Linked DNA regions of Homo sapiens: regions 2 and 3 are each linked to region 1. Evidence: chromatin loops called from intact Hi-C (ENCODE). Cell type or tissue: heart right ventricle. All regions are shown on one strand.

Evidence for each region. Hi-C counts contacts between places; a loop is a spot of excess contacts. Peaks named below come from ENCODE experiments on the same cell type or tissue, not always from the same donor. Only the 100,000 strongest peaks of a DNase experiment are listed, where the experiment ranks them.
Region 2: it touches region 1 in a loop (4-fold over the local background); 6 of 110 quality-filtered maps call a loop at or near these places.
Region 3: it touches region 1 in a loop (2.2-fold over the local background); 2 of 110 quality-filtered maps call a loop at or near these places.

The regions. Positions count from the first base shown.
Region 1 is chr4:17,229,740-17,237,739 of GRCh38, reverse strand. No RefSeq gene overlaps it. Among named protein-coding and RNA genes, the nearest start is that of LINC02493, 48 kb to the right of the region's middle. In heart right ventricle, no CTCF peak of the experiment used is centred here; DNase peaks (open chromatin) are centred at 4,949 and 5,479; H3K27ac peaks cover 2,988 bases.
Region 2 is chr4:17,162,368-17,170,367 of GRCh38, reverse strand. No RefSeq gene overlaps it. Among named protein-coding and RNA genes, the nearest start is that of LINC02493, 20 kb to the left of the region's middle. RefSeq lists an enhancer at 6,757-7,258. In heart right ventricle, no CTCF peak of the experiment used is centred here; a DNase peak (open chromatin) is centred at 3,170; H3K27ac peaks cover 3,112 bases.
Region 3 is chr4:17,311,847-17,319,846 of GRCh38, reverse strand. No RefSeq gene overlaps it. Among named protein-coding and RNA genes, the nearest start is that of SNORA75B, 5.0 kb to the left of the region's middle. In heart right ventricle, no CTCF peak of the experiment used is centred here; no DNase peak of the experiment used is centred here.

The DNA.
Region 1 (8,000 bases):
TGTGCAAATATCTCCTTACTAGCTATTGGTCTGTTCCCATTTTGTATTTCTTTATGATTCAGTCTTGATAGGGTTTGTGTTCCTAGGACTTATCAATTTCATTTAGGTTATTGAATTTGTTGGCATATAATTACTTGTAATATTCTCTTATCCTTCTTATTTCTGTAAAATTGGTTGAAATGTCCCCTGTTTCATTACATTTGAGTCCTGTCGCCTTTTCTTCGTTAATTTAGTTAAAGGTTTGTTAATTTTGTTAAGCTTTTCGAAGAACAAACTCTAGGTTTTGTTGATTTTCTCTACTATTTTTCGTTCTCCAATCCATTTATCTCTCTCTAATTTCCTTCCTTCTGCTAGTTTTGGCTTTAGTTAGTTCTCATTTTTCTAGTTCGTATTCATTTTATTTATTTCTTCTTTTTTACCATATGCATTTGCAGCTGTAAATTTCCCTCTTTACATTGCTTTGAGTGTCCTGTATTTTTATTTGCTAAATATGGCAACCCTAGCTCTAAAAGATGGTGATTTCTGTTTTGTTTGTACTCCCTCTGTTGCCTTCTTCCTTTCTCACTCTGGCCAAACCAGCTGCCATGCTGTGAGATGCCCTGTAGATGTTGAACAAGTACCAAAGGAGGTCTCAGTCTAACAATCCATGAGGAACTGACTCCTGTCAACAACCACTTGAATGGACTTAAAAGTGGTTCGACTCCCAGTTGAGTTTTAAGATTACTGCAGATCTGGCCCACACCTTGATGGTGGCCTCATAGAAGATCAGAGCCAGAGGCCCCAGCTGAGTCATGCCTGCATTTCTGACTCTCAGAAACTATGAGATAATAAATGTTTGACACTTTAAGTCACTAAATTTTGGGGTAATTTACTATGCAGCAATAGATGAGTAACACACTGTCTTAACATTTTCTTTGGATGCAATTCCACTATCCTCTAATGGCTTTACTTCTGTGTACAGTTTTTGCAATCTTGAAAATAAATGGTAACTTGAGCATGTATCTGATATGTGCATTGCTCAGAGACATGAATTAGAGAGTCTGACATAAAATTAGGTCATTTAAATGGCAAACTAGATACAATAAAAATGTCTTGTAAGTAGGAATTTTATTGGAAATAAAACAAATAAATTTATTAGAATCTTGTTGAAATTGCTGGTGAGGGTACTCCTGAGAGGTTCTGCAAACAGGAAATTAAAATGTATAATGTCTATTCAGTGCACTCTTTTCAATGTTGTGAACATGATAAAGGGTTAATGTAATATCATTCTTAAATTCCTATATATATCGATTAAACTATGATGTATTCATAAGTGGAAGACTATGTAGTTATTTAAGATGAGAGTCCACAAATATACCTATAGACATGGAGATTTGCTTACAGTAAAATGTGAGATGAAAAGGGTAAATCGACTGCAGAGTTTTGCTATTATAGGTGATGCTATGATGAACATCTTTGGAGCAAAATCGTTGCACATGTCCAGGATTATTTGCTTAGAATGGGTTTTTAGAAGTAAAATTGCTGGATCAAAGTCTACCCCACTTGTAAAGGTTATGTTGTAGCCTAATTCTTGCCATTCCAGGGGACTATGGCAATAGATTTTATCCCCGTGTCCAGCATTTGCTTGAACATTTGCACATTTCTAATTCAGGCCTTATAGGAGAGACTCATTAAACCTCCTGCCTCCAATTTGCCTACTCTCTAAGAGAGTAGCTTACTGACTAAATCTTCATCATTCTACTTCTCTCCTGAATCTATTGCTGGGCAGTTCTTTTTTTTTTTTTTTTTTTAAACATTATATTACTGACAGATCTTCATTGAGTATAGGTTTACCAGACACTGTTCTTTAGTTTAAAATCCACCAGTTTTTCTTTTGAGTGTATGTTAAACAGAACACAGTTGTTTATATTCAGAGGAAAAGTAACCTGGCTTTATCTGTAACTTAATTACCATGAGGTCTCATGTGTGGTCTCTGGTGCTGTATAAATTAATAATGCTGTAATTGTGGAGTTCACATATTGGGGATTGTTACTCCCCTTCTCTAGAGAACCAAGCTAGCAAACAGCTTGTGCATTCGCGTATATTCTTGGAGTGGACTTTTTTCCCCCTGAAGCATTTTTACCCCCTTTTCAGCCCCCTCCCCCTTTTTTATGTCACTTTTATTCTCCTTGGAAACAGTCTGTGGCATTCTTATAGCTGCTGTTTCTCCTCTGGGTGGCTATTGAAATATCCCCCTAATATTTCTCCATTATAATGTGAGCCATCAATAGCACAATGCTTTGTTGGCCTGCCTTTCCAGGACATACTACAGAGCTATTCCATTACTCTGGCATCCATCAGGACAATAAGCCACAAATCTTTTTCAGTGCAGCACCTAGCGTGGCCACCTTTGGGTTGGAAGGCAGAGAAAGGCAGGACTGTTTACCCCGCATGGAGAGAGAGCAAACATATATATTCTGGTTTCTTCTGCATGTACTCTTTTGAATGAGCACCACATACTATGAAGGAGAGACCATGATTGGAAGGGAGGAAAGTTTTCTTTGCTTAAATGATTCAGTCAGAGAAATTTCACAAGTCCACTAGGGAAAAGACTTCATCCGATATATGCTGGATTTTCTTTGGAGGATTTGCTAATGATTGGTGGGAGCCCCGCTTCTTATGTATTACCTACTTTTCTTAATAATAAAAGAGAGACCATGTGTTGGGTGTGTGGCTTGCTGATAAACTCACTTGGAGCAGTGACTGGCAAGTAGGTGTATTTTGTATCCTGTGCTATTAGAAAGAAAATAATAAACACTATTAAGAAATTTGTAGCGTTTAATGGGGGTTCCACTTGGACTTTAAGGTTTATGCCAAATCAGCTAAAAATATGAGGTGCTAAGTGTTTTATTATTTTTTAAAAGCATTTTGAACATCTTTTAACCTCACTCAGAACATCAAAATAAATTCCAGATGGTTTAAAGAGTTAAATATTTAAAAACCTAAACTGTTAGAAATTCTAGAAGAAAATAGATGTGAATATTTATGAAACCTCCTCAGGGGGAGGGTTTCTCAGCTTAAAGTTGACAGAATAAATCACTAAAGATGTGAATGACAGATCTGACTACATAAAAATTTAAAACTTTCATACATCAAAAAAATCACCAAGATTAAAAAGCAATCAATAAAACTTGGAATAATGTTGTAGAGAATTCAACAAAGGGTAACTCTTTTAAATAAATATAAAACTCATATACATTCAGTAATACCAGGACCTCAGTAAACAAATGGAAAAAGAACAAAAATAGGCAAAAGACAAATATGAAATATATTGGTAAAAACTGAAAAAAAATTTAATTTGCCTTATTAACCAATTAAATGTAAATTAAAACAATAATAGGATGTTACAGCCCTTCTTCCAAAATTTCCCCACAATTATCTGATATTTAAAATGAAATAATAATATTGAAAGTTGATGAGGGTAAGTAAAATATTTACTCTCATCCAGTGGTAAGGTAAGGAAGGTAAAAGCAAGAGACTATCCATGTTAATAAAAATACTCCATTAAATTAAAATAGGGTATAGCAAACAATTGGGAGCTTTACTTTATATAATGGAATCTTAGCATGTTTTTAAAATGTTCTTAAATAAATTTTTTTCTTTCTTTTTTCTAGTTTTTCTAAATTCTCTGTAATAATTATATATTGCTTTTAATCAGAAGTAGATCCTTGGCCCCACTCATCTCAGTTTTGTGGTACCCTTGATCCCTTAGCCAGCAGATTTTTCTTCTAATTCCAGTTCTTATTGTAGTCACAACATTTTCTCTTCCCTGGTATTAAAGCTCTGCACTTTTCTACACATAGAACCATAACCTCCTTTTCTGCCTTTCCCAGCAGTACTATGTCAGCCTATTCCACCAAATTTATGTCCTCTCTTTTTCCTGTGGCTTTGACCAATATGCTGTCCTTCAAATCTGAGCTTCCATATCAATCTACTTTTTTATTTTTTATTTTTGAGACAGAGTCTTGCTCTGTCGCCCAGGCTGGAGTGCAGTGGCCTGATCTCAGCTCACTGCTACCTCTGCCTCCCGGGTTCAAGTGATTCTCATGCTCCAGCCTCCCTAGTAGCTTGGATCCAGGCACCTGCCCATATGCCCAGATAATTTTTGTGTTTTCAATTGAGATGGGGTTTCACCATGTTATACAGGCTGGTCTCTAACTCCTGACCTCAAGTGATCCACCCGCCTTGGCCTCCCAGAGTGCTGGGATTAGAGGTGTGAGCCACCGTGCCCAGCCCACATCAATCTGCTTGTAACCCCAGCTCCTTTTTATTAGCTTTTGAGCCTTTATTACTAATGCTGATTCTCTCTGAGCTTCAGTTTTCTCATCTATTAATTGGGCACCATAACAATATCTGCTATACAGAGTGTGCGAATTTGATTAAGTGAGAAAAGGTAAGTAAAAGTGCTTTGTAAGCCTTGAAGCTTGAAGCTCTTTGCCAGTATCATTGTTGTTCTGATTACTATTATTTATTCCATCTATATTGGAATCAGAATTATGGTGCTAAAGGTAGCTGAGTGTTCTCTGTCCAGGCCTCCTGATGACTGTCTCGTTTGCATACTCAGCCACCATTGGTAGGAGACAACTTAGCCTTTGTCCTTATTCGGGAGGGCCTGGGAAGGAGAATGTTTTAGCTCTGCAGCTTTTAGGAGACCTTGGTAGGACACTCTGTTCCTGTTGGTGTGAGTAGAGACAGAGATAGTGCAGGACCAGAGGATCTGTTGGGAGAAGGAGGTTGGAGAGCTCTCTGCCTTTGCTCCTAAGTCTCCTTATTTGTTTTGGGTCAGTAATGACTGTGGTGGTGGCTGTTTAGTTCATTTCTTCCTGGAGTAATGAATTGGTGGACTGCTCTTTGCTGAATGCCTCCCATAATCCAGCAGGCATTCTCTAGTACTAGGAACTCTGCCAGATGCTGAGGTCAGAGATAAGTAGGGCAGGCGCTGCCTGTCAGGAGCCTACAGACCAGAGGAGGAACACTGTCCTGTAAAGAGGTGGTTATAATAAACAGCCCATGCTATTGTGTGTAGATGATTAAGTGCACAGAAAAGTGAGTAGCCAGCCCTGTGCAGACCACAGAGAGGGCTGGGGACAGGGGCATTAAAATGTTCTGCACAGGGAAAGGATGGCCTTATAGAAAAAGCAGACTTTGAAATGGGCTTTGAAATGTGCAAGGTATTTTTCCAAGTGAAAAGATGGAGTAGAGCTATTTCATGCAGTGGGGAAAGCTTGTATAAAGCCATAGTTGGGGACAAAACTGTAGCATAAGGCCGTGATAAGGACTCTATATCTGGAACACAGCATGGTGGAGATAAATGAGTATGAGGTAGGAGAGAGTGAGGTTGGCAAGGGCTTGGCCACTGGGGACCATCCTTGTTATGATAAGAAAGCACAAATCACGGGCCGGGCACGGTGGCTCCTGCCTGTAATGCCAGCACTTTGGGAGGCTGAGGCGGGTGGGTTACCTGAGGTCAGGAGTTCCAGACCAGGCTGGCCAACATGGCAAAACCTCGTCTCTACTAAAAATACAAAAAATTAGCCGGGCATGGTGCCAGGCTCCTGTAATCCCAGCTACTCAGAAGGCTGAGGCACGAGAATCACTTGAACCCAGGAGGCAGAGATTGCAGTGAGCTGAGATTGCACCATTGCACTCCAGCCTGGGTGACAGAGCAAGATTCTGTCTCAAAAAAAAAAAAAAAAAAGAGAAAGAAAGAAAGTACAAATCACAATCCCTGATCCAGAAACCTTCGTGCCAGATGTAGTTTTAGAATTAGAATTTTTCAGATTTTAGAAACATAATTATTTTCATTGTATTGTATACATCCTATCCCAGTGGGGCTTGGGGCAGCATCCTGTAAATATTCTGTTAATATTTCTGACACCAAATAGTCACACCCGAGAAAGAAAGAAAGAACATAATGATCCTCGAGTCCGTTTAGGTCAATTTTCCTCAACTACGTATAAAGAAACTTTAGATTTCAGAGCTTGTTGAATTTTGAATGTAAGGGTAAGGAGTTACGGGAGCATAGTAGGATTTCGCTTTTATTTTAGTCCTGAGGGTAATAGGTGGTTATTAAAAGATTCTGCACAGGAAAAGGATATAATTTTAATTGGGTGGCAGAAAAATGTATCTGTAGCCTTTGTAGAGAGTGAATTGGAAGAGAGGGTCAAGGGATTCTCTGACTTTGTCCTACACTCTGCTCCTGAATCTGCTGCTCTCTTTTAAAATTCTTCAGACATTTCCTCTCTTTACTTCCTTCCAGATCCTCCTCTTCAGATAAGGCTTTATATTTCATGCTCTTCGTAGGTCCACTCCACACATGCCTGGCCTCCCTCCCTGGGGGGAGTGAGTTTCCTTTCATCTTAAATCCCATCTCCCCAGAGAGCTCCCCTGCTTGTATCAAGAAGCTTGATTCTGTCCTCCTCAGCTTCCACTCTCTTTCATACTGCCAATCATCTTCCCTTAGTGTTGAGAATTTTAGCATTGCCCAAGAGTTGTACAAGTTCATCTGCAGGTGAAGAAATGGGCCCAGAGAGAGGCACAACAGAGCAAGTTGGCATCAGAGATGGTTCTAGACCCAGCTCCCCTTGACCATGATTTAGAGTCCCCTCTGCTCAGCAATACTGGTGAATTACAGCATTCCAAGAGTTTGATTTGAGCCTGAGCTGACTTTTCTTTGGAAGGATGATTTGAAGGCAATGTTTGATGATTTTAAAAATTTTATTATGATGCTTGGCAAGATGCCAAATGAATGATGTTCAGACTCTAGGTCAGACTTTTATACTTAGTCTTTTCTAGCGTTTATGAGCTTGAGTCACCATTTTATTCTTAACCTATGAGGTCCTTTGATATACAATAGTATAGTTATGTTTATTTTGGGCAATTATTTTACAACTTTCAGTTGCATCTTGCTAGCTTAAAAGGAGAGTGTTTGGCATAATAGGAAGTAACTGTTGAAGAAATGCTGCCAAGCTCTTTATTATTTTTCAAACTGTGATGGTGAATCTTCCTTTTTTTTTTTTAAACCATGAAATGAGAGGGCTGGGCGGAAACGTATAATAATTTATAAAACAGCACTTTACTTAAATACCATTATTTAAATAAGATATTGTCTTTTGCTGAGTGTTTTTAATGCACATTCGGTTAATATATATTAATGTTAAGAAGAGAAGAGGAAAGAGGAGAATGCTAATCTATAAACAGACTCGAAGGACCCTAAGAATCATATATATATATATGTTTGAGACAGAGTCTCACTCCGTCGCCCAGGCTAGAGTGCAGTGGCACGATCTCAGCTCACTGAAACCTCTGCTTCCCAGGTTCAAGCAATTCTCGTGCCTTGGCCTCCCGAGTAGCTGGAATTACAGGTGTGTGCCAGTACACCTGGCTAATTTTTGTAATTTTTGTAGAGATGGGGTTTTCCCATGTTGGCCAGGCTGCTCTTGAACTCTTGACTTCAAGCAACCTGCTCGCCTTGACCTCCCAAAGTGCTGGGATTACAGGCCTGAGCCACCGTGCCCAGCCTAAGAATCATATTTTTTTTTTCAGCTATTTTTTTTTCTTTGCCCCCTGAATTTTCCCCAGCCATTGGAAAAGGATTACTCCTACAACGCTTTGCAGCAGGCACATGTGAGCTGTCTTTAAACATATTTCAGGTGATCTATGAACACCTCATCAGCACAGTATAGCACTGCTGCTGGAAGACAGGGAAGCAAGACAAAATCCTGAGATTGACAATGCTGTCAGAATATTTCAGGTATGGAAGTTTGATCTGCTTAGTCTTGGTGATCTCTCATACAGGATCTAGCTATTGGGGCTTACTGGGTACTTGATTTATGATCAGTGTAGTTTTTTTGTAGGTGTTCTTTATCAAATTGTGAAAATTTTCTTCTATTCCTGGTTTTTTAAGGGTTTTATCAGGAATGTGTGCTGCACTTTGTTAAATGTTTTTCCTGCATCTATTC
Region 2 (8,000 bases), 67 kb after region 1:
TGCCATTTTGCACTGTTGCCATCTACTTGTCAAGTTTTAAGCTACTCTTTTGCATAAGATGATGTTAATGAGCAGGGAAATCCCATTACTTAAATTTAGTGAAACTTTAGCTCACTCAAGGGGCCTCTTTGGTAAGTTTTTCTCTTTAAGAGATGATGTGAAAATGTCTATTTAAAATAAGGTTAAGAGCATTACTGCAGTAATTTTTACTTTTAAAAACGGGTACCTTTGGAAACACATTTATATCAAGAATGTTCAAGAATTGCAGAAAACAGCTGCACACAATCTTGACAAAAATAGCTTTAGCTTTCTATAATTTTTGCACTGTTTAAGGACTGCACTAAAGGAATTTGAAATCAAGATGATTGACATTATGCTTTTCTTTAATGCTGCAGACATGGGCTTTAAAAAAAAAAGTACTCTGCACGCAAAACCTAATTGCTCTCTGCTTCTGCAAAGGGTTCCCTTCAATATAATTGCATTTTCCTGATATAACTGATTAAAATAAATTAAATGAGCCACTCACTTATTCTTCCAGTTTGCAAACTTTGAAATTTTTAACAGGGTTTTTATACAGGCATACATTGTGCAACTCTACAAACTATTTAGTAAAGTGTATTATAAGTACACTTTTGAAAACCTAGATAACAAGTTCTTAATAAAAAGAAAAGATGACACAATGTCTAGCCCAGGGGCCATCAAGTAAATCTCTTCTGATGCCTTTTCAAGACAGCCGGTTCTTACCAGCTTTGTCTAGGCCCTCTGTAAGATGGGAGCTGCCTTCGGTGAAATTTATATTTCTTCTGATTTGTTTGCATCACCATTTGGTAAATGTTGATGAAGGAGAGGCAAAGTTCTTGGGCTGGGCTTCCATTTCCATGTTCTTTCATGATCCTTAGCTTTACTATTAAAAAAAAAAGTATCTGTATCTATAGTATGTGTGTATATTACATTATTAATTATATTATGTATATGTGTATGTTTTACAAAGATGGGCTTGTTTCAAGACTTTTTATAAGTCCCAACTAAGCTTTCTTGTGATTTATGCATTTATGAACACATGTATTATTTTAGTGGTAAATCGATGTCATTTACACTACAGAAAATATATCAGAGTTTATAAATATGTTGCAAAATAATAGCTACTTGGCTTAAAGTAACTTATTGAGTATGTGGCAGTTGTTAAAAGAAAGAGTTCATGCATTGATCAATGGAACGACTGCAGAGTGACCATAAACCAAAATGGGAAGGGAGAATAGAAAGAATAGAAATCGTGGTAGAAGACAGAGTGGCAGACGAAATATTGGAAATAATCTACTCATTTTCAGTTTTCTTTCTAAATAACATCATATCTCACTGTGTCTTTTGTCACCAGGTGTTATAAACCTTAAATATGTGTGTGTGTGTGTTTTTTTTTTTCTCTGAGAAATTTTGAGGGAGTTAAGGAGACCGAGCTCCTCAAGTCTTTAAACATTCTGGTCAGGTTTCCTCCAGGGGCTTGCTGCTGGAAGAATGTCTTATGGGTAAATTTCCACTCTCAGCAGGGAGTGTTTTGCATGAACTGACTCCCAGGAGAATATGTTATTTTATTCCATACAACAAAGCCCAGGCAGTGACTCATATTAAACTGACCAGGATGGGGGAGGGGAAACATTGACCTGGAGGGAGTTGAGGGGAGGGTAGAGGACACAATTTACTTTCTAAAAACTGACTACAGCTCTCTGGGAAATGAAAAAGCTCTGAGGTTTCTGTGTTTCCTTGTGATGTCTTTGTATAAAAAGTATTTGCAATGTGTCATAAGGATTTTCTAAGACAAAATGAAGATTCTCAGTCAAGGGAAGAAAACCCAAGACTTTCTTAGACAAAAAGTAAGGAAACTGTCTTTCTCACCTACAGTTGTTAGTTATAATATCAGCTATAATTGATAGGATGGATATGGCTAATTTAATAAAGCCAGTTACTGCTCAGCACAAGAAACAAGACTCATAAAGATACTGATTTTAAAGGAAAGCCATTTCTTGCCTGGATTTGCATGTTTCAATGCGACACAACGTAAACATGGATTCTTCTCACAATAGCTAAAACAACTTGAATCTCAAATACCTTTCCTTTTTAAAAAGGTTAGAGACTCACCAACTGTTACTGCCCTGATGTTTTCTATTGTTAGAGGGCTGCTTCTTGATAAAATGATACAGCTGTGCAATTCGATCCTTTTAATTATCTTTTTTATTATTACAACATGCACCAGGGTCCTAAACTTCTGAGGATTTATTGATAAGGGCGTCTTCCACTTGTACTGCCCCATTTTATTGCTGTTTTTATAATGGTTTCTAACTAATAAAATGTTATCTTATTCATTTTGTTTATGTGTAATAAATCAGAAGCCTTTCCCCTTCTTCGGCTAGGCAGATATGGGTGTGCATGGGTAGGGGAGATTGTCTCAATATGTTAAACCAATGATGTGTTTTGCATACAAATAGAAACTAGTACAAGAGCATTTCATTAAGGAAAGTATCGCTGTTTCTGCATGACCTAGGGAAAATTAATATTCTAAATACAAAATCATGTGACTTGGGGTTTTGCCTCTTTCCAGCAATCAAAGCCGTGAAAAGCTGTCTGGAATAAAGCTTAGGTTTCTTCTTCATTCCTATGAGCCATATTATTTCCTTGTTGAAGAAAAGATACAATGGAAAAAATAGTGTGTGCAGTTTTTAGGCAGCTTTATATTCTGGATGTTATATTCATTCAACAGATATTTATTAAACCCTTGAGATGTGTCAGACACTGTGGTAGGTACAGGAGTGAACAAGAGACATGGTTCCTGCCCCCAGACAGCTTATATTTTTATGGGGGGAAACAGATACCAAACAAATGATTATGTCAATGAATATGTAATTTCAATTGTGATAAGGGTTGGGAAGGAAAAGCTCAAGAAATTGAGACAGTATATTGCATTAGGATTCATTCACTCATTCAGATGACTTTTCATTTTCTTGCTTTATTCAAAGACAAGGAAGGCACCACTGCAGCCTGGTGAGGGAGGCTTGCCCTTGCAGACTGTCTCCTGGGGGCCCCTGAGACACTGGGTAGCAGTTCACCCAAAGGAGTAGGCAGGACGTGGTGCTGAGAGGAGGAGCTGCCATGTTATCTGAGAGCTGAAAAGTTTTCCGGGCACAAGACCACATGGGCAAAGGCAAGGGGAAGGGCAGGGCATGCTTTCAGAGGAGAGTGAATAGTTCTAGGAAACCAGGGGAGGAGACCTGCAAGGTTTGGAAGTAAGCCTGGAAAATCAGGCTGAAGGCAAGTGGTGAAGAACGTTGTGTGCTTTGCTGACGCATTCAGACTTCATTCTGAGAGCTGCGGGGGCCTGTAGGAATTTAAAGAGGGAGGTCATAGTGGACATATTCAGTTACCGATAGAGCATCCATCTGTCCATTTCCCCTTCCTGAGAGTAGTTCCACTTATTTTCAGGTAGCTACCCATCTCCCAATAGCCCATATGCTCCAGGGGAAGTTGAACCAACCTCCAGCTGCAGGGCTTGACCCTATTAAGAATCATCAGAACCCTCTTAATACTATTTAATAGCCCTCTTAATACTTCTCTGGACCTGATTGGACTGGCCATTTTGGCCGAGGCCAATCAGCTCATGACTTCACTTTGGCTACAGGACCCAATTTAGGAATAAGTATATGACCAATTCCTGGCAGTTAGATGCAAAGGGGGGATCTGTGGGAAAATTCTGGGAAAGCAATTTCTTTTCTCTTAACAGAGCCATTGAACAAGATGCCTTTTCTTCTTATGAAAGCCAAGGGGTACAGATGTGGAGCCCAGATTGCTATAGCCAGCATGCTGTCTGGTTGCCGACCTCAAGCTGAAGCTCTCACCCCCAGTAAAGTACAGTCTGCATGGTTTTGTATGCCCCTTACTCACATGTGATCCTAGGTAGGATACACAGTGGAGATTAATCATTGTAAGTACCTCACAGGAGGTTTGGCAGGGTGCGTGGCTCATAGTAAGTGCATAATAAATGTTAATTATTTTTATTCATTTATTAAATACTTACTGAGAGTCTGCTATGTCCAGGCACCATGCTAAGTACTAAGGATAGACAGTAAGCAAGAAAGACACAATCCTTGCCCTCAGGGTATGACTTATCTTTTATTTGTCACTTGCAGGGATTTTGTCATTCTCCATATTGCAGTTAGTGACCGATGTGTACTTTACTCATGTTTATATCCACCCATGGTGCTTAAGATGGTGGCTTATAGGTGGTGGAAACTCACTGAATGTCTACTGAAAGGAAATGCCAAAATAAACATGCATCATATGCCTTGTAAGTGCAAACCCTGAGCCAACCCACAGTGGCAATACTCATGGAGAGACTGTGTAGTTCAGTGGTTAGAGGAACTGGTGTTTGTTTCAGAAAGGCTTTCCTTTAAATTCTGGCTCTGATGCTCAATAGCTCTGTGACCCTGAGCATGTTACTCTTTCCTTGTCCTTAATATGATAATACCTGTCTCATTAGGGGTGCTATGAGGGATTAAATGAGATGGAAATTATATATATTATATACTATACATAGTGTATTGCCTAGAAGTACGCAATATATTATATATTGCACATAGTGCATTGCCTGGAAGAAAGTCACCTCAATAAATTACAGTTCTTTGTTATTTGGGTATTTCACTGACATGAAATATTCACTTTGTATTCATTTGGGTATTTTATTTTAACAAACTTTAGTCATTTTGATTCCCCAGCTTCTGGATACTTTCCTATTTGAGCAGAAGCCCAAGGAGGGGGCAAGTATTTCCTGTCTCTACTGGCTAACAGCTAGATCCAGGGCCAAAACTTGAGTGTGAGTAAGAAGAAGCTTCTGTCTAGGACTTTGAATAATGAGAGAATGATGTGAAGAGACATTATCCATGGCATCTGTGCTGGACTCAGGAGATCACTGGTGTAGAGTGAATGTCCAGGGCAAATGAGTCTAGCAGCATGGAATGGGTTGGGAGGGAGCACATGGCCGGTAGTGATGGGGCAGGATCCTGGCTCTGCTCACAGACTCTTGAGCCTAGTTCCTCTGCCTTCAGATCCATTCCTTGAACATCCCAACACCATTTATTCATTCCCTTCCTGTGTAAATCAACCAGAGTTGCTTTCTGTTGTTTGCCACCAATGACCTTAGTTGCATTTGTGATTGCATAAATGCATCTAACATTTGCATTCTATGAAATGTGAGAACTTCTAAACCAGAAATTCAAATTTTGTACTTTTATGGCATTAATGGAATACCTCATGAGTTACTGAAGGTTATTTGTGTTATTAAAAAGTAAACTTGAAAAAAAATCAATATGAAATCTTCTCACTAAACCATTAAAAGCCAGATACCCAGCAGTGAGGCTACCATATAGAAATAACCTTATTTTATATTTCTTGAGCTTGGCTAAAATCCAGACATGACGCTGCTCAGATAATGTTATTTTCAATGTGTCATCTTATTCGTGGCAATCTTCACTGTATGTGTAACTCAAGAAAATATTGACTACAAGCCAATCCATGGGCCAAAGCCTTAAATCTAAACTCTGTCCCAACTTTTTACTTTAGCTTACTTTTAACTTTTGAAATGTAGTCTTTGTAATAGGCATTGTCTCAGTTTTAGAGGAGGGGGTCTTCTGTCAACAATATTTAGATCAGTTGTAGTTAAAACTTTTTTTTTTCCTATCTGGAATGTGATTTTAATAGAAGATTCTATTTGAATAAACCCAGAGTCCAGAGGCTACATGGTTTTTATGCTACTGCTCTCAGGGAAGATTGGAGGCTTCCATTGCTCATCATCTCTTCTGTGATAAACAATATACAGAGCAAGATAGAAACAGTGATGAATTCATGGACAAAAACAAATTAAACAAATTTGAGACGAGAAAAAGGGGAATCATGGCAGACAAGGGGCAGGACTAGATTGCAGCTCTGACTCAGATGGACAGAGCAGTGTATGGAGGCTCGCATCATGAATTTTAGCTACAGAACGACTGCAGGAATAAACTAGGAAACCCGAGGGGGCCACAGACCCTCCGAAGGAAGCAGATTGCTCCTGCAGGACCCAGGAGATACCCCAAATATGCTGAGTGCCCAAACTGCAGGAGTGGGGAAGGGAGATTGTTTACCTCTAAACACACATCCCCACTGGGGAAACTGAAGGTCTAGATTACGGGAGAAGATTTTGGCTTTATCTGGAGCTCAGCCAATTTAGAGAGCCAAGCGAGGTACAGAAGTAGAGGAAGCAGTGGAAAAGGCCCTGTGAGCTCGCTGGGTCCCCAAGCTGGTCATTCCTACCTGGCTTCACAGGAATCCTTTGGGAGGGCTGCCAGAGGCACTGGGAAAAGGCCACAGGGAGAAGGAAATTTCCAGCTGAACATTGTAACAATTTGAACTGATCAAGAAGCCTCCTGGTCAGAACTTGGGGAAGGGTGTGAATCCAGTGTGCAGATTCCACTGACTGGGGAAGAAGGAAATCCATACTTGCTTTCGCAGCTGGGAGGCAGGTAGCCTGGGGCAAGTTCTTAGCCCTGCTCACCCACTGCCTGGAAACAGGATTGGTGCTGTTGGGAGTAAGACTGGCACTCTGGGTTGTACAGGAGCTGGGTGAGGTCTGTAACTGCTGGCTATCCCCCACTTCCCTGACAACCTGCATGACACAGTAGAGATAGCCACAGTCCTCCTAGGAACATAACTCTGTTGATCTGGGAACCTCACCCCCATCCCCTACAGCAGCTGCAGCAAGACCCACCCAAGGAGAGTGTGAGCTCAGACATGCCTAGGCCTGCCCCCACCCAATGGTCCTTTCGTACTCATCCTGGTAACTAAGACAAAGGGCATATACTCTTGGAAGTTCTAGGGCCCCACCCACCATGTTTTTCTCCATACTACCACAGCTGATGCTCTCTGGAAAACGCCACCTCCCGGCAGGAAGCCAATCAGCACAAAAATAGTGCATTAAACCACCAAAGCTAAGAACCCACACAGAGTCCATTTGACCACCCTGCCACCCACACTGGAACAGGTGCTGGTATCCATGGCTGAGAGACCCACAGATGGTTCACATCACAGGACTCTGTGCAGACAGCCCCCAGTAGTAGCCCAGAGCCTGGTAGACTCCCTGGGTGGCTAGATCCAGAAGAAAGATAACAATCACTACAGCTCAGCTCCCAGGAAGCACATTCATAGGAAAAGGGGGAGAGTACTACATCAAGGAACACCCCATGGGACAAAAGAATCTGAACAACAGCCTTCAGCCCTAGACCTTCCCTCTGACAGAGCCTACCCAAATGAGAAGGAACCAGAAAACCAACTCTGGTAATGTGACAAAACAGGGCTTTTAACCCCTCCCCCCACCCCAAAAAAATCACACTAGCTCACCAGCAGTGGATCCTAACCAAGAAAAAATCCCTGATTTACCTGAAAAAGAATTCAGGAGGTTAGTTATTAAGATAATCAGGGAGGCACCAGAGAAAGGTGAAGCCCAATGTAAAGAAATCAAGAAAATGATACGAGGTGAAGGGAGAAATATTCAATGAAATAGATAACATAAATAAAAAACAATCAAAACTTCAGGAAATAATGGACACACAGAAATGGAAAATGCTCTGGAAAGTCTCAGCAATAGAACTGAACAAGTAGAAGAAAGAAATTCATAGCTTAAAGACAAGGTCTTTGAATTAACCCAATCTAACAAAAACAAGGAAAAAAGAAAAAGAAAATGTGAACAAATCCTCCAAGAAATCTGGGATTATGTTAAATGACCAAACCTAGGAATAATTGGTGTTCCTGAGGAAGAAGAGAAATCTAAAAGTTTGGAAAACATATTTAGGGGAATAATTGAGGAAAACTTCCTTGGCCTTGCTAGACACCTAGGCATGCAAATAAAGAAGCACAAAGAACACCTGGGAAATTCGTTGCAAAAAGATCATCACCTAGGCACATTGTCATCAGGTTATCTAAAG
Region 3 (8,000 bases), 82 kb before region 1:
TTTGTGTGTTTCCTTTGTTTTTGAGACTGTCTAGGTCTATTCTGTCTTTGGACAGCTTGGACTACTTAGACTTTTCTTTTCAGAGTGAGTTTTGATGTGTCTGCTCGTGGGGTCCAACCATTGGTCCTAGTTCTACAGTTAGGTCCAGGAGGGCAGAATAGCTGAGTAGCTACATGCATCTGAATCTTGGCTTGCCACTTCCTGCCAGCTTTGGGAGGCTATCAAGACCCTCTGCTTTCTGTGTGTCAGCCACTCCTCTGTAAAATGAGGCAAATGGTAAATATGCAAACTCACTGAATGTTAGCTGTTATCATCGTCATTATTATTACTCCTTGTGGCTATAGTGAACAAGAGAAGTGTAGGCTTAGAATGGCCCGGTGTAGTGTACCTGGAGCTCACACTTTATGAAATGCTAATTTTACTCACCTCAGCAAAAGGGAAGAAATACTCTTAAGTCAAATGCATGCTGTTCCAGGTTATTTATCTTAAGAGATTTGATATTATCACTCTGATAGTGAAGCTTTAATTGATGCAGCATACTTTCTTCAAGAAGCTACAATCTTTCCCTAAATTCTTAAGATTATATGACAATATAATCTTGTCATATATGACAAGACACAAATCTTGTCTTGTGTTTGTAGATAAAAGACATAACTGATGGCAGCTGTCTTTTATATTATTTTTAACTGACACATAATAATTGTACATATTTATGGAGTACAGTGTGATATTTCAATACATGTATACAATGTAGAATATCCAAATTAGGATAATTAGCATATCCATCACCTCCAACATTTATCATTTCTTTGAGATGGGAACATTCAAAACCTGCTCTTCTAGCTATTTAAAAATATATGATAAATTATTGTTTTTGATTATAGTCACCCTACAGTGCTCTAGTACACTAGAAGTTGTTCATCTTATCTAGCTGCACTTTGGATCCATTAACCAACCATTGGCCATTCCCTCTTCCCCCCATGGCAGTGGCTCTCTTTTCGCCAGCAGGAGGGGATGCCAGCATGGGTGGCCTTATCCCCTGGGCATGTTCTCTCTGGATAACGGCCTTGAGTGGGAACTTGCATCTCACCTGTGAGCTGCCATTGACATCCATTGGTGAGGCCAACAGCATATCCACCAGTAGCAAAGAATTATTCTTTGGGAAGCACACAGTGGGGAGACAGAGGAAGCAGGACTATTGCCAGCAGGAGAATGGGTGAAGGGAATCCATCCAAGTAACCCTCCCCTCCACGTGCCACAACTGGGGATCTTTTGGAAAGACAGTGAGTGAGCTGGTGTGTGGCAATCAGAAATGGGGGGGGTGTCCTGGAAGGGGAGCCCAGGAGCCCAAGAGACAGGCCACGTAGCTACCCATGTATGAGTTGGGAGCAGTATGAACATTTTATTGAGATCCGAACCTATCACTACTGTATCCTAGCCATTTTGGATTTTTTTTTTTTTTTTAAAGGAGGAAATGAAGGAGAAAGAGAATGGATTTTCCTTCCTTTCCGGGCAGAGATCTCAAAGCACACAAATTGAAACAAATGAGTAAATATATTTCCTTTAAACTACAGTATAGTTCGACTTGATGCATTCAGAATGTAAGCAATGTCATCTCCTGATTCTTTTGTTATGAAAGGAACCTGAATTCAAGATGACAACTGATCTGTGAGGCTTTAGCCAGAGGAAGTTAAGCTGGACAAACAAACCTGGATACTGCCAGTCTACTTGTTAAAAAATTATTTTCTGATTCTGGTTTCTATTCAGCTGTTGGGCAAAACACATGCATAATTAAGAACTTCACCTTTGACAGTTTATCTCTTTTTTTTTAACAGAAATAGGAATTTTCCATTTTCATATAGTAATATCAAGATACCCTGCTACATTGAATCCACCAGTAGGTTTTGAAAATAAGCATAAGAAGCCATATAAAAATAAGAAAATCCACTTTTAGGGTTTTAGATTCATGCCGTTTAATTGTTCGTCTATTTCCATGATAAGGTGAGACTGGTCTTGTGTCACCGGAGGGACTATATCCTGCTGTTTTTTTCTCATCCTCATTTACAATGATTATGTTATCAGGCTGGCCAGGCAAAAGGGTGGAGCAACTATAATTTCAAAGCAGGATTAGGTTGAAATAACGAGGTCACCAAGTTGTGGTTACCAAGGCAACGTCACATCTAAGAATATGGGATGCTTCTAGGAGATGAGGCAAAGCCTGGAGCATTTCTCTCCCCCTTGTGCAAAAATCACCCACTTCCTAGATAAAAATTGCTTATTAATTGCTTTTGAACATATTTTATTCTTTATTTTTAGGAACCAGTTTATAAATTATAACCTGATTTACAGTTCCATTTTTAAACTAGTAATACATATCAGAATAATCGTTGTTTTCTCCTCCCTTTTTGGATTCACATGTACTTTTTTCAAGTTTCATTCTCTCCTTCATCCTTTCCTCTCTTTCTTCCTCTCTTCCTCCATTCCTTCCTTCCTTCCCTCCTTTCTTCCTTCTTTCATTTCTGTTTTAATATTGCAGGAAAAAGCCATGGAACAAAAAAGAGGAAATTGAGAGTTGGGTGCTCCCTTGTTCAGACCTTGAGATGACAAAATTGTGATAAGTGACAGAAGCTGTAACCTACACCCACAATACTCATTTGACCCCTTAAAAACTACTGAGCACAAGAGAGAATAACCTTGGTCTTCATTGTTGTTTCTTAAAATTTCAACCCACCTTTACAATTGTGGACTATGGAGGTAAAGCAGGAAAGAGGGAGAAGACCCACAGTCTGTTTCTGATCAATATCAGCTATCAGTCCAAATAATTCCCACCAATTACCTCTTTTTTCCTCTGTATTCATTTCTGTATCTGAGTTTTTCAGATGATAGCTTCAAGTTTCTTCATTTTATAAAAAGCAGGCTTCTTTTAATATGGGCTTGTGTTTGTGAAGCACGGATTTTACATAGGTCTCTTTTTAAAAAGAATATTTCTGACCTAGTGTTGAATCACTGGACATGGTACAGTGTGATTGGAACCCTCAGATTCCTTTGCATTACAACATGACTGCTCTTTAGGATATGTTAACTATTCACCTTTTGCCCTGGCTTTGCATAAAGAATTTGAAGTGTGCTTAAAACCATGCCAGTGTACAGTATTTTCCATCTCCTGGAAATCTATGTCAAAGGAGTCTCATTGCCTTGAGAATGTGTTTAGTTTTCAGCCTGGGAGGATGGAAACCATACAGGCTCTAGAGCCCACCAGATCTGGGTTTGAGGCACTGCTGTGTGACCATGGACAGGTAAAGTCACATCTCTGACTATCTTCACAGGGCAGTTTGAGGACAGAATGAGATATCATGGAAACAGCTCTTAGCTCAACGTCTGATGTGTATGTAGCTCGGGCCTCAAAATGAATCTCCTAATTCAAAAATAATAAAGATGTATATGAAGTTAATCTTTATCTTTGCAGTCTCGCTCCCTCCCTATCTTTTCCCTCTTTATCCTTGGAATAGTTTTTATAAAATGCAAATCAGATTATATTGTGTCCTCGCTGTACTGGGTTAAATTGGGTCCCTCCAAAATTCACTTCCATGTGGAACCTGGGAATATGACTTTTTGGAAATAGGGTCTTTTTGGATGTAATCAACTTAATAATAAAGTCATAGTGGATCATGGTGGCTCTGAAATTCACTGTGACTGGTGGTTTTACAAGAGAGAGATTTGGACAGAGATACCTACAGAGAGAAGGCCATCTGATGACAGAGGGAGGGTTTGGAGTGATGTGTCTATAAGTCAAGGAACACCAAAGATTGCTGACAGCCAGCAGAAGCTAGGAAGAGGCTAGGAGGGATTCTCCTCTCGAGCTTTCAGAGGGAGCACGGCCCTCACCATACCTTTGTTTCAGACTTCTGGCCCTCAGGACTATTAGAAAATGCTTTTCTGTTGTATTAAGCCACTTGGTTTGTGGTTAATTTGTTACAGTGGCCCTAGGAGATTAACACACCTGCTTAAAATCCTGCTGTGGTTCTTCCTGTCATTAAAGTGAGGTCCAGGGTCCTCAACCTTGCTCAAGTCCCCTAGGATCTGCTCCCTGGTGGTATCCCCATTCATTTATCTGAACTTGAGGCTCCATTGGTCCTGACAGCTTTCAATCTGCCAGGTAGAGCTCTGTTTTACCCTTGAGGTGGCACCATCTGCCCATCTCTTCTTAGAACATGCTCTCTCACCAGTCACCTGGTTAACTAGAGGTATCAGCTAAATGTCCTTTCCTCAGAGGTCTTTCCAATACATAGATTGTGTAAGCATCCCTTCAAGTACTCTTACAATGCTCTTCAACATTTCTCCAGTTACTTAGTAGGAAGGTTGGTCTTTCCTGCTAGACTCTAAGCTCAAAGAGGTAACAACGAATTCCTTTTCTTGCTCACTGCTGTGTTCCTGTGTCCCAGCATGGCATCTGGCATTGTGCATGCCCACGGTTAGTATGAATTGAATGGTGCAATGAATGAATGACCGAGGAAATAACTGTTTGGCATATGGTTAAAACTCTTAGTAAGATTTGGTGAGATGTTGAAATCCTGCCGATAGATTCAGAGATAAATTAATTGCTAATTTGCAATTTGAGTTGATTACCATTAGCCAAAAGTGATAGTGATTTTGACTGGTTTCATGAAATACAGAACCAAAGCCCTCCCCCTTCCCATTTGATTGTCTATGTTTAACTAAAAATTAATATATGCTCATTGTAAAAAATTAAAATATTTCAGCCTGGGCAACCTTATCTCTACAAAAAATGCAAAATTTAGCCAGGTGTGGTGGTGTACCCCTGTAGTCCCAGCTACTAGGGAGGCTGAGGTGGGAGGATTGTTTGAACCCAGGAGGCTGAGGCTGCAGTGAGCCATAAGCATGCCACTGCACTCCAGCCTGAATGACAGAACAAGGCTCTGTCTAAAAAAAAAAAATTAAAGTTCAATGAACAGTAAGTTTTCCTTACATGTCGGAACCATGTCTCCCACTGCCTTCCTTAGAAGCAACAACTATGACTTTCTTTTGTAGCCAAGTAGAGATATTTTAAGCATACAAAATGCATATTATACACAATGTTTTGCAGTTTGCTTTGTTCATTTAAAATATACCATAGAGGCCGGGCATGGTGGCTCACGCCTGTAATCCCATCACTTTGGGAGGCTGAGGTGGGCAGATCACGAGGTCAGGAGATCGAGACCATCCTGGCTAACGTGGTGAAACCCCATCTCTACGAAAAATACAAAAAATTAGCCGGGCGTGGTGGCAGGCGCCTATAGTCCCAGCTACTCGGGAGGCTGGAGCAGGAGAATGGCGTGAACCCGGGAGGCGGAGCTTGCAGTGAGCCGAGATGGCGCCACTGCGCTCCAGCCTGGGCAACAGAGTGAGACTCTGTCTTAAAATGCACCATAGAATTTATTTTATATTGGCATGCATAGATAGATCTCATTCTTTTTTATTGGCTGCAAGATCCTCTATTTTGTTCATGTTCCATGATTTATTTAAGTAGCCCACTAATGTTAGAGATTTACATAGTTTCCCATCTTTTGATATTAGAAACAAAGCCCCAATAAACTGTATTTTTGTGAGACTATAACTGTAGGATAACTTTTTAAAGGTGGCATTGCTATGCGCTTAAAAACGTTATATGGTCAGACTCTAACCCAACCATAAATATATTAGAAGTGACCAATTGCAGAAAGAGAATAACTTTGATAGAAAAAAATTAAAGGTATAAAGAGTGCATGAAGTAGCTATTTGGTGGATTATTACAGATTAACTTTTTGTCTTAGATCTGCCTATTTCTTTTTTTTATGTGGGCCAACAGGGTCTAAAGAAAATGGCTGTTAAGCAAGAGAACCAATAGCTCAGTTAAAAAATGGGCAAAGGACCTGAATAGACATTTTTCAAAAGAAGACATACAAATGGCCAATGGGCATTTGAAAAAATGCTCAGCATCACTAATCATCAGGGAAATGCAAATTAAACCATAATGAGATATCACCTAACACCTGTTAGAAGTGCTATGATCAAAAAGACAAAAGATAACAAGTATTGGCAAGGATGTGGAGAAAAGGGAACCCTTGTATACTGTCAGTGGGAATGTAAATTAGTATAGCCTCTATGGAAAAGAGCATTGAGGTTCCTCAAAAAATTAAAAATAAAACTACCATATGACCCAGCAATTTCACTACTGAATATATATTCAAAGGAAATGAAATTAGTATGTTGATGAGATATCTGCACTCCTGTGTTCATTGCAGTATTATTCACAATGGAAAGACATGGAAACAACCTAAGTGTCCATTGATGGATGAATGGATAAAGGAAATGAGGTATAAATACACGCTGGAATACTATTCAGCCTTAAAAACAAAGGATGTCCTGTCATTGTGACACCATGGATGAACTGGAGGACATTATACTAAATGAAACAAGCCAGGCACAGAAAGACAAATACTGCGTGATCTCACATATGTGGAATCTAAAATGTCCAACTCATAGAAGCTGCCAGCAGAATGGTGGTTGCCAGGACTTGGAGTGGGAGATAAGGAGATATTGGTGAAGTGTTACAAAGTTTCAGGTAGACAGGATGAATAAGTTCTGGAGATCTATTGTACAGCATGGTGACTATACTTAATAATACTGTCTTGTATACTTGAAAATTGCTAAGAGAATAGCTCTAAAATGTTCTCAGTGCAAAAAATAAGTATGTGAGTTGATGCGTATGTTAGTTAGCTTGATTTAAACATTTTACAATGTACACGTATGTCAGAACGTCACATTGTACACTGTAAATATGTACAATTTTCATTTTTCAATTATACCTTAATAAATCTGGAAAAAGAAAAGAGAGAAAAAGCCTTCTAGACAAATTCTGAAATTATGATTCTAATTATTATTATTTTCTTTTATCAGCTATATGGCTAATTTTGATATTGGCTAGATTTTTAATGTAGCATATTAAAGAGGAGAATCAAATTAGTTTAAAAAAGGAGTACTGGCTCAAAACAATTTTGCATTATTAAAAACTAAGCACAAGCAATATCTTGCTTGAATTTCAGAAAGATTTAGTAATTATTTTGAGTTTACTATGCTAATCAGGAGTATGTGTGTCAAAATCCTTTAAAAAAACAGGACATTGGCCAGGTGTGGTGGCTCATGCCTGTAATCCCAGCACTTTGGGAGGCCGAGGTGGGTGGATCATGAGGTGAGGAGATGGAGACCATCCTGGCCAACATGGTGAAATCCCGTCTCTACTAAAAATACAAAAATTAGCCAGGCATGGTGGGGTGTGCCTATAGTCCCAGCTAATGAGGAGGCTGAGGCAGGAGAATAGCTTGAACCCGGGAGGCAGAGGTTGCAGTGAGCTGAGATCATGTCATTGTACTCCAGCCTGGGGTCAGAGAGAGACTCCGTCTCAAAACAAACAGACAAACAAACAACACCAAAAAAACCAGGACATCAACAGAATTGGAAAATTCACAGAACCAAGATTCAAAATACCCAACACAATTTTGAAGACTCAAGATATTTGTAAATCAGAGGATGAAGGAACTGATCCCGAAAAATTAAGACATATTGCAGTGTTCTTGGAGATAGGGGGAATATGCCCATAGAAAAATGGCTAGTTTTCAGGACTAGGAGTGCTAGGAATTTATTTCAATATTCATTGATTAAGCACTCATGATATGTACAGTTTTAGAGTAGAAGAGAGATGACTTTCAACCAGAAGGTGCTGGAACTTGTAATTGAAGACAACTATTTGTAAGGACAAGGAATGTTTTATTCTTTCAAATTCCTACTGAATAAAAAGAAATATAAATTACTAAAAATCATTTTTACCTTAAATGTGTGGCTAACCTTTAACCCAGTAATTCCGTATTTATAAATTTATCCTAAAGGAGACAACCTTGAATATACCCTTGCTCCCCTCAGAAAGGAAAAAAGAGACAAAGATAGATAGACACACCTGCACATGC